Linked DNA regions of Homo sapiens: region 1 is linked to region 2. A link is a loop called in an ENCODE intact Hi-C map of the cell type or tissue named here. Cell type or tissue: ascending aorta. All regions are shown on one strand. Links, peaks and the distances in the headings refer to the core of each region. The heading gives the core; the rest is flanking DNA. Region 1 overlaps PID1 (phosphotyrosine interaction domain containing 1). Region 2 overlaps PID1 (phosphotyrosine interaction domain containing 1).

Region 1 (4,400 bases), core at 212-4,211, 82 kb after region 2:
AAGGCATTTGCATCTTCTCCTTGACAACACTCTTAAAAGCCCACCTGTTGTGTGAAACTCTTCTGCATGACTAAGTCTCTTGCACTCCCTTTTTCCTGTGTTCCCTTTGGAGCACATGACTTCATAAAGCTTGTCTCTTGGCCATGTGCCTCCCTACTCCCAAACAAGGCCAAGATGAAAATGATGCTTCTTGTAACACTCCAAGCCTCCTGGTAAAAGATGCAGTGGTGGATATAAGCTCAAGTGCTTCTTACTCCTCATTCCCAAGTTCAAGTGAAAAAGGCAACTTGTATTGCCTTGCCTACTTTCCTTCCCTCTCATCAGCCTTTACTAACAACAATTATAATCCTGAAGGTATGAAGATGCTACTTGTTTTAATCAGAATAGATTTGTGCACATTACATTAAAAATTCTTACAAATTCTTAACACTTACTATTACTTAGAGTGCAAATTACAGTGCTGCTTACCAAGACAATTAGCACTGGGGGTCTGGGGCAGCTATGCCACACCTTTTATCAGCAGACTGATAAAAAATACTTGAACGTATTTTATAGTTTATGAAACATTTTTACATATATTATCTCATTTCACACTCAGAAGAAGCTAATGAGGTAGATTTTATTAGACTCATTTTGCTGAATGGGGAAATTGAGGCTCAGAAGTTTGTGTAACTTGCCCAAAGTTATAAAGACAGTACTTAGTAGGGCTAAAACTTCCCTGAAAATTTCCCAATTCCTAGTTCTACCCTGTTCCCATTATACCACGTTCACTTAGGCCAAGGGAATGTTTAAGTCATGTTTTATCCTGCATCCTTCATTTTGGCTGTAGTTTCGTTGGTTGTTGGGCTGTTTTTCGTGCTCTGTTTGTTTCATTTTGCAGACCAAATTGTGACAGGTACTTCTTTGGTAAACCTGAACAAATAAGAGTTATTTCTTCTCTTTTCTGTAGAAATAAAAACAGAATTTGCATATAATAGCAATCGCTGATTCCTGTCTAGGCTAGTTAGAGTTTAAAAAGTTGGAAGACCTCACCCACAGCAGTTCCAAATGCAATGCTTTACATTTAGGTAATTATCAATTATCTTTCAAATTCATATTAGCCAGGGAGCCAATACAGCCAGCCTACCAGAAGGAAATGATGCTTCAAACTGCGGAGCTGCTGGCATTCAGGTCATGAAATAACATAACTATGAAATTATGCAAGTAAATACCATCCTCATTCACGTAACATTTGAAAAATAATTGCTGTAAAGGAAATAATGGAATATCATGCAATATCCCTGCAAGGTCCATTTTCAGGCCCATATTTCACTACACAGAAACACACATACACATAATTGAAGAGTTAGGCTTCCTTGGTTACATACCCGTCTAACAATAAACAAGCTGGAAGTCAGTCACTCTATTCATGTTGAGCTGTGGGCACACACACCCATTTATTATCTGTGGGACTGACTGTGCCGCAAACTTTAGTGGCAATAAATAGTTGCAGAGGAAGAACCATCCACGGAACAAATAAAAACATGAGTGGATTCCAAAAAGTACAAAGATTTGCTCAACAAAACTCACTAGGCAAGGCCAGCATTATAAAAACCTGCCTCCAATCCTTCAACTGAAGCAAAATGTCTCTGGCAACTGGGAATAGTTAAAATTTCCTATTTTCTGATTATTCCAAGTGCTTACCTCTGCACATCCGGTCTCCAGCTGGGTTGGTCAGCACAAGAAGTCGCCTAAGAAAGCCAGTTCTCACAATCTTTTCAGACCAATTTAGCAATTTGCAAAATGGAGAAGGTTTATCATGATGGAAAAAAAGTAAGGTAGCCTCAGCAGTAAAAATAACCAAAGCCACAGACAATGACCCACCAACTCAAGTACAGAAACAGAATCCACATCACAATAAGAAAAATTCTACTCAGGGAAAACAGAAAGGGAATATAAATAAAACCAGAAAACTTCTATCATTAATGTGCATATGGGGCAAACTGAATACAAAGCTCCATAGAGGAGCAAAAATTTAACAATGATGATTTCTAGAAAGCACGGTGTATCATTGAGGATTAGCTTCAGCTGCAAATGAAAGATAAAGCAAAAGAACATTGGTTTAAAGGACATAGACATTTCCATCTCTCACACAGAAACAAAGCCTGGAGTGAGAGGCCCAAGGCTAGTATGAAAGCTCCAGAACTCACACATCTTTATGTTCTACAGTTCTTAGCACATGGCTCCTCTCACATGGCTTAAAAGGGCCTCTCAAATGACCATCACATTTATATTCCTGCCAGATTACAGGAAGAAGAGTGCAGAGATGCATGCATCCTGCCTGTAAGATATCCCTGCTTATGTCCCACCAACTACAACTAAATTGCTGTAGGACTAGCGCAAGTGAACTTGGAAATAGCAAAACATCTCATAACTAGTGCAAGCGAACTTGGAAATAGCAAAATATTTCTTTACAATTGGCATTTGCAATGGTTGGAAGATAAATATTTTACAGCTCGAGGGAATTCAGGGCCTTGGGGTCCATGCAAACATCCAAAAGATATTTAGAAACTACCTACTTTTGCCGGATACTAGGCTCTGCACTGGAGAACAGCCCCTGCCTTTAGGCACAGACACTTCAGTGACCACCACTCCCTAAAACAACTAGAAGTGACATTTATGAACACGCATGCATAATGTCTTCTTCTTTAACAGTTTACTTGGAAATAACCTCCAACATACCAAAACACAGCAAGAATAAGACAGCTTTATCAGATCTACCAACCACCAACACTTTATCACATTTGCTTTATTATATATTGTCATTCTCACTTATTCACTTTCTCCCACCTCCTTCTCTTACTACTCCTCTTCCTTCTCATCCTCCTCATCCTTCCTTCTCTCTCTTCCCTTTCCTTACCTTTTTCCTCCCTTTACCCACATGCATTTGAGAGTAAGATACAGACGCTATTTCCCCTTCATCCCTAAATATATCAGTATATATTTCCTAAGAACAAGAACATTCTCTTGCCTAACCATAGTAAAATTATGTCACCAACTAACTCAGTGAAGTCATTTATACTAATGTTTTTCCTGGTCCAGGATCAAATTCAAGATCATGTACTGCACTGGGTTGTCATGTCTACTCAATCTGGACCAGTTTCTTAGCCTTTTTTTCTCTTTCATGGTACTGATATTTTTGAAGAGCCTGAGACAGTTGTTTTAGAGAATACATGCTCCTGGAACAGGAATATGATGCGAGTGAGCCTTCTCAGTGCGTTGTATCAGGAGGCAGACGATCATGGTTTGCCTCATTATGGGTGATGCTAACTTTGATTCTTTGTCTAAGTTAATTTCTTCCATTGGACTTTTCCAGTGGAAAGTTAGCATTTTCCTGTAGTCAACTGATAGTGTCTGGTGAGATACTTTGAGATTCTATAAATAACCTGTCCCACATAAAACATTCACACACTAGTTTTATAATCACTAATGATTCTTGCCTGGATTAAATATTATTATGATGATTGAAAATGGTGATTTTCTAACTCCATCATCCCTGCTTTATTTATTAGGTAACATTTTATTGTAAGGAAGAGCTTACCTTTCTTATCTATTTATTTGTTTGCTTATTCCTTTGTTTAAATCAGTTTATATTAGTATGAACTCATAGACTTATTTTTTTTTAAAGTGCTAAAATCCTCAAAAGCTGTTATTTATTTTGAGGTGTACTAAATTTGTCCAATGAAAGCCAAGGGGCCTTCTGTGTCATGTTGAAATAACTTTTTTTTTCTGAGCACTTCCTTGCTTTCTACAACAACAGATAATGTGTTTAGGAATCTTAGAGACCTCTGGCTTTCTTGATGATGCTCAAATGGAGCTCACTTTGTTTTACACAAGGAAAAGCAACCTAAAACTTTCTCCCCCATCTGAAAGCCCACCAGAAAACAGATGCAACTCTGAACAAGACAGATTCTATGTTTTATATTTTTAATTAATTGCCATTTATGAATAGCTCCAACTATTGCCATCTCTTGCATTCCTGAAATTAAATATAACAAAGGGAATGTCCCTAATAGTAAGTAGAAATAACTTGGGTACAAGCTATCTGCAATGTATAATATCTTTATTTAAATGTCAAGAAAATCCAGAACACATTTCAAAAAAGTTTAATATAAACACATAGAATTGTGCATTTTCCCCCATTAACATGTGGCTCTAAAGATAAATGTAAGAAAAATACCTCTCTCAACACAAAAGTAAAATTCTTCTCTTAGCATGCTCATTATGCCACTCTATCTCTTACCTTTCCATCCACAGAAATTAAGAGAGATGACAAAAAATAAATTATAAAATATCATTAGTTTATTGAAGCATGACATAAATATATTCACTGAGCTTGTATGGTGTTGCCGGCCTTGTAT
Region 2 (4,400 bases), core at 238-4,237:
ATATTCAGGCTCCAACTATGAGAAAAGAAACCATAGTGACACTTTTTTGTGACGTTTAATAAGATATCTTGCTTATTCTTTTTAATGAAAATTCTTAGATTTCTGCTTTTAAGCATTTATTCTAACATTTTTCACAGAAATAAATGACATAAAATCAAAATAAAATTCTGTTAAACAATTTGTATATTTAACAACTAATTTGTATATAATTAAAAGTAATGATATGAAAGAAGAAAACTTTTACTTAAAATGACCTTTTATTTAAACTTTTTTAAACTATTTTTCTCTTACATATTAGTTCAACTTATAACCTATAAACATTTTTCATGCTAAGAGTTTGTCTATTTTTTCCTTTGACCCTTTTTTAATGCAAAATAGGTCAAATAATCTCCAAAATCTAGCAGGCATATACAAAATTAAACCTTCTTCTTCAAGAATTAACCTTCTTATGAAGTTTATGTCAATCTGGCATTTCAAGAAAAGAAAAACCTACACCAATTTGGCATTTATCTTCTTGTTACAATTCATCCTAGTCACTGTCTTATTCAAAATAGTTTCAGTTTAATTTTAAAGGCCTACATCCAAATCCTTATAAATTTAAAAGGCGCTCTATATCTATTAAAGAAATGGCTATTATTAAGCTAACTGAAAATACTCATGTTCACACAGCCATATTTATTCATGCAGCTTTGATCATGGAAGCATTTTTTTTTTTACCTTCCCAGAGTCTCTCAAGTGATTATGTGGGAGAGGAACCAAAATAACTCCGTGCCCAAGGAGTATGCAAAAGCCCCCAAGGCTTGTGAAGGGCTCACTTACTCAGTGGGGAGAGAGACAGAGGGAGAGAGAGAGAGTGTGTGTGTGTGTGTGTGTGTGTGCGTGTGCGTGTGTGTGTGTGTATACTCACTAATTCATTGATTTTGTCACTGACTTGAAATACACACACACACGCACACACACAAATGTGTTATGTTCCTAGTTAAGTAGTTTCTGTCATCTTCTAAACCATTTTGCTATATGTAAACAGTTATTTTTCCATTTTTCTAACTGTGAACAGTTAAACAATTCATTGTTAAACATGGGTTACAAGCTGCCTCTAGGTAAGTTTTATTTAATTCACAGACTGCTTTGTTGTTAAAATTTGAAGTGGTTTTCAAAAATTGAGATACATACATAGCTGAAATCTATATTTCCATGTCTTTTGAAAAATCAGAAGTTCTGCAAAAGGAACATTCCCTCATGGTTAACAATTAGCTCCAGCTGACTGTTGCAACTGCCTTATTGACCTAGGGGCTTTCCTCTGCAACTGGCCATGGTCTCTGCCTGCCCTCCTGCCAACTTTCTCGTTTATACTAAACACCATTTGCTATTTTTATAGTCATTGTATGCCTTACCAAATTCACTCCCATACATTACTTGCTTGTCCCTTTTAGGCATTTGAATTTGCAACCCCTGATGTAAAACGCCAAATGCTAGGAGCACAGAACAAAAATTTCACCTACTCATGAAAAAAAAAAAATTCAAGTATAGCTGAATTGACTCCTACCTGTATTTAAATTATGAAAATTGAACTAAGAGGGTGTGAGTCAGTGAATGATAGAATAATAATATAACACAATATAAACAGGTCAACATGTCTGTCTGTCATTGCACTCAATGAGGATGGGACATGAACAAGTACTTAGAAATCTGCTCTTCTCTGAGTTATTCCCACATGCCCCTTGTGGTGTGAGTATCTTGTTGCACTGAATACAATTAAAATGCTAACAATCAATATTGTTTACTTCCACTTTTAATCAGGATGAATTAACATGAACAGGGATGACCCTCCTACTTAAAACAACCAGAAGTTAAGAAACAACAGTTTGTGACCCTGGGTATGAAGCAATGAAGGACAGTGGCCCCTGAGAGATGTGAAACAAATGAGGTAAGATGTACACCTGCCCAGCTTCCTGCCTTGAAACAGTTTGCAGGCTGCAGAGCAGGGAGGAGAAACACAAGCAGGGTGCAGCGGAATCCCTGAGCTAAGGAGACAGAGATGAAAGCCTGGGGGGACAAACAAGAGAAGAGAACTTCACAGAGAGAGAATTCTGTAAATTTTCAGAGGGTCTCCTTAAATATTCAGCTGACTACTGATCAGCATATGCATAAAAGGAAACTCAAGGCTGGACAACATCCACTGGAAAGAATAAGAGGTTAGAGTGCTGGTGCTCACACAGGGCCAGTTACATTGCCTGCTCGCATCAGCCAGACTGAAAAAACTCATGAGTCACAGAGCAATGAGTAGAGAAATAAAGAAGTTCTAGTGCCACTAGTGGGGAAATTAGCACTAGACTACATGTTGCTCTGGTCTCACCTACAAATCTTAAAAGGAAGATTCAAAGGATCAGATTGCTTCCAAGTAATTTAACAGAATCTAACAACAACAAAAAGTTGAAGAATATAGGAATACAAAAATATCCAGTATCCAATAAGGTAAAATTTAAATGACCTAACATCCAATCAAAAATCACCAGACAAGGCCGGGCATGGTGGCTCATGCCTGTAAACCCAGCACTTTGGAAGGCTGAGACAGGCAGACCGCTTAAGCTCAGGAGTTCAAGACCAGCCTGGGCAAGATGGTGAAACCCCATCTTTACTAAAATTACAAAAAATTAGCCATAGTTCCAGCTACTTGGGAGGCTGAGGTGGCAGGATCACTAAGCCCAGGAGTTCCAGGCTGCAGTGAGCTATGATCAAGCCACTGCACTCCAGCCTGGGTGACAGAGCGAGACCCAGTCTCAAAAATAAAAAAAAAAATTGTCAGACATGAGACATGCAAAAATGGAAGAAAATAAAATCCATGAGGGTTAATAAACCAGTTAATGAAAGCCTACCCAGAACTGACAACAATGTTATAATAAACAGGCAATGACCTTAAAACTATATTCAATGTTACACTGATGGTTTTAACCAGTGCAATAAGGCAATAAAAAGAAATAATAAGACTCCATATTGGAAAGGAAGAAGTAAAATTGTCTTTATTCATAGAAAATTTGATTATCTTTGTAGACAATCCAACAATTCTTTTAGATAACCTAAAAAAAAGCAAACTACTAGAATGGATGAGTTTAGCAAAGTTGAAGGACACAAAATCAATATACAAAATTCTATTGTTTTCTATTGTCTAGCAATGAAAAATTAGCAATGACAGCAGATGTCCTTATAAAAGACTTGTACACAAATGCTCACAGTAGCTATATTTTTAAGAGCAGAAAATTAGAAACAACCTAAATGTTTCTCATCAAGCGAATGGACAAACTGTGGTATATCCACACAATGGAATGCTCCTCAACAAAGTGAAAAGGAATAAACTACAGATGCACACTACAACATAAATTATAAAACAATTATCCTGAGAACACAAACAAAAAAAGAGAACATACTGTATGATTCCATTTATATAGCATTGTAGGAAATAGATCAATGGATAGTGACTGAGAGGAGATCAGTTGTTGCCTGGGGATAGTGAGGAACGAAGAGAGGAGAGTGAGGTACATGAAGAAAGCTTTGTGGCGATGGTCTCATGCAGGTTTACAAATATCCAAACCTACCAACTTGTGCACTTTACATATGCATGGTTTATTATATGTCGAGTATACCTCATTAAAATTATTTTTCAGAGAAAAAATAGTTTCAAGTAATATGGCCCTTTAATTCATTCAAATGGCTTCATCTGATTGCTCAATGCTAGAGGGAAAATTTGCTGAGTGGAACAGACTAAGAAATAAATTCTGACCTCTAACATGGTGCCTTCCTAAGAGATTCCCAAGTAAAATTTTGACTCTACATGATTTTAATCTCCATGCTGACTTTGAAACTGAACTGTTGCATTGATATTACTCCCTATGAAATTAATAGTCAATGTCCTTCTCCTTGGATAAATGGCTAATTCTAGGACTGGGGCAAGAAAAGCAAAAGATGATCCCAGGGCATCTTGTTGAGCTAGAAATGAAGATAGTGCTCATAAAATGATGAGGACTTGTCGGATGAACGCTGGGAATAACCTGAAATAGCTCTCAACTTGGCCAACATTAGACAATTTCAGTAACAATAAATAATGGTTGTAATGGATTATAACCCTAGACTAAAAAAAATATCAATGAACAGTACTGAAAAGAAAAGAAAGGAAGGGGAAGGGGAAGGGGAAGGGGAAGTGGAAGGGGAAGGAAAGGAAAGGAAAGGAAGGGAGAGAAAAGGAAGGAAGGAAAGAAAGGGAAAGAAGAAAAGAAGAAACGAAAGAAGGGAGGAAAGAAGAAACTCATCCTTACAGTAAAGTTATACTTTTATAAATATAGAAGAAATTATCAAAATCTAAAGTTACCATATTGCAAACACTATAGCAATGTTTCAGGCATGAA

What was found. Hi-C counts contacts between places; a loop is a spot of excess contacts. Peaks named below come from ENCODE experiments on the same cell type or tissue, not always from the same donor. Only the 100,000 strongest peaks of a DNase experiment are listed, where the experiment ranks them.
Region 1: it touches region 2 in a loop (2.5-fold over the local background); 1 of 110 quality-filtered maps calls a loop at or near these places.

The regions. Positions count from the first base shown.
Region 1 is chr2:229,245,110-229,249,509 of GRCh38, forward strand. The region is part of intron 1 of PID1 (phosphotyrosine interaction domain containing 1); the gene reads right to left. Among named protein-coding and RNA genes, the nearest start is that of PID1, 24 kb to the right of the region's middle. In ascending aorta, for the core only: no CTCF peak of the experiment used is centred there; no DNase peak of the experiment used is centred there; H3K4me3 peaks cover 365 bases; H3K27ac peaks cover 2,667 bases.
Region 2 is chr2:229,162,798-229,167,197 of GRCh38, forward strand. The region is part of intron 1 of PID1 (phosphotyrosine interaction domain containing 1); the gene reads right to left. Among named protein-coding and RNA genes, the nearest start is that of PID1, 110 kb to the right of the region's middle. In ascending aorta, for the core only: a CTCF peak has its summit at 2,313; no DNase peak of the experiment used is centred there; H3K27ac peaks cover 2,269 bases.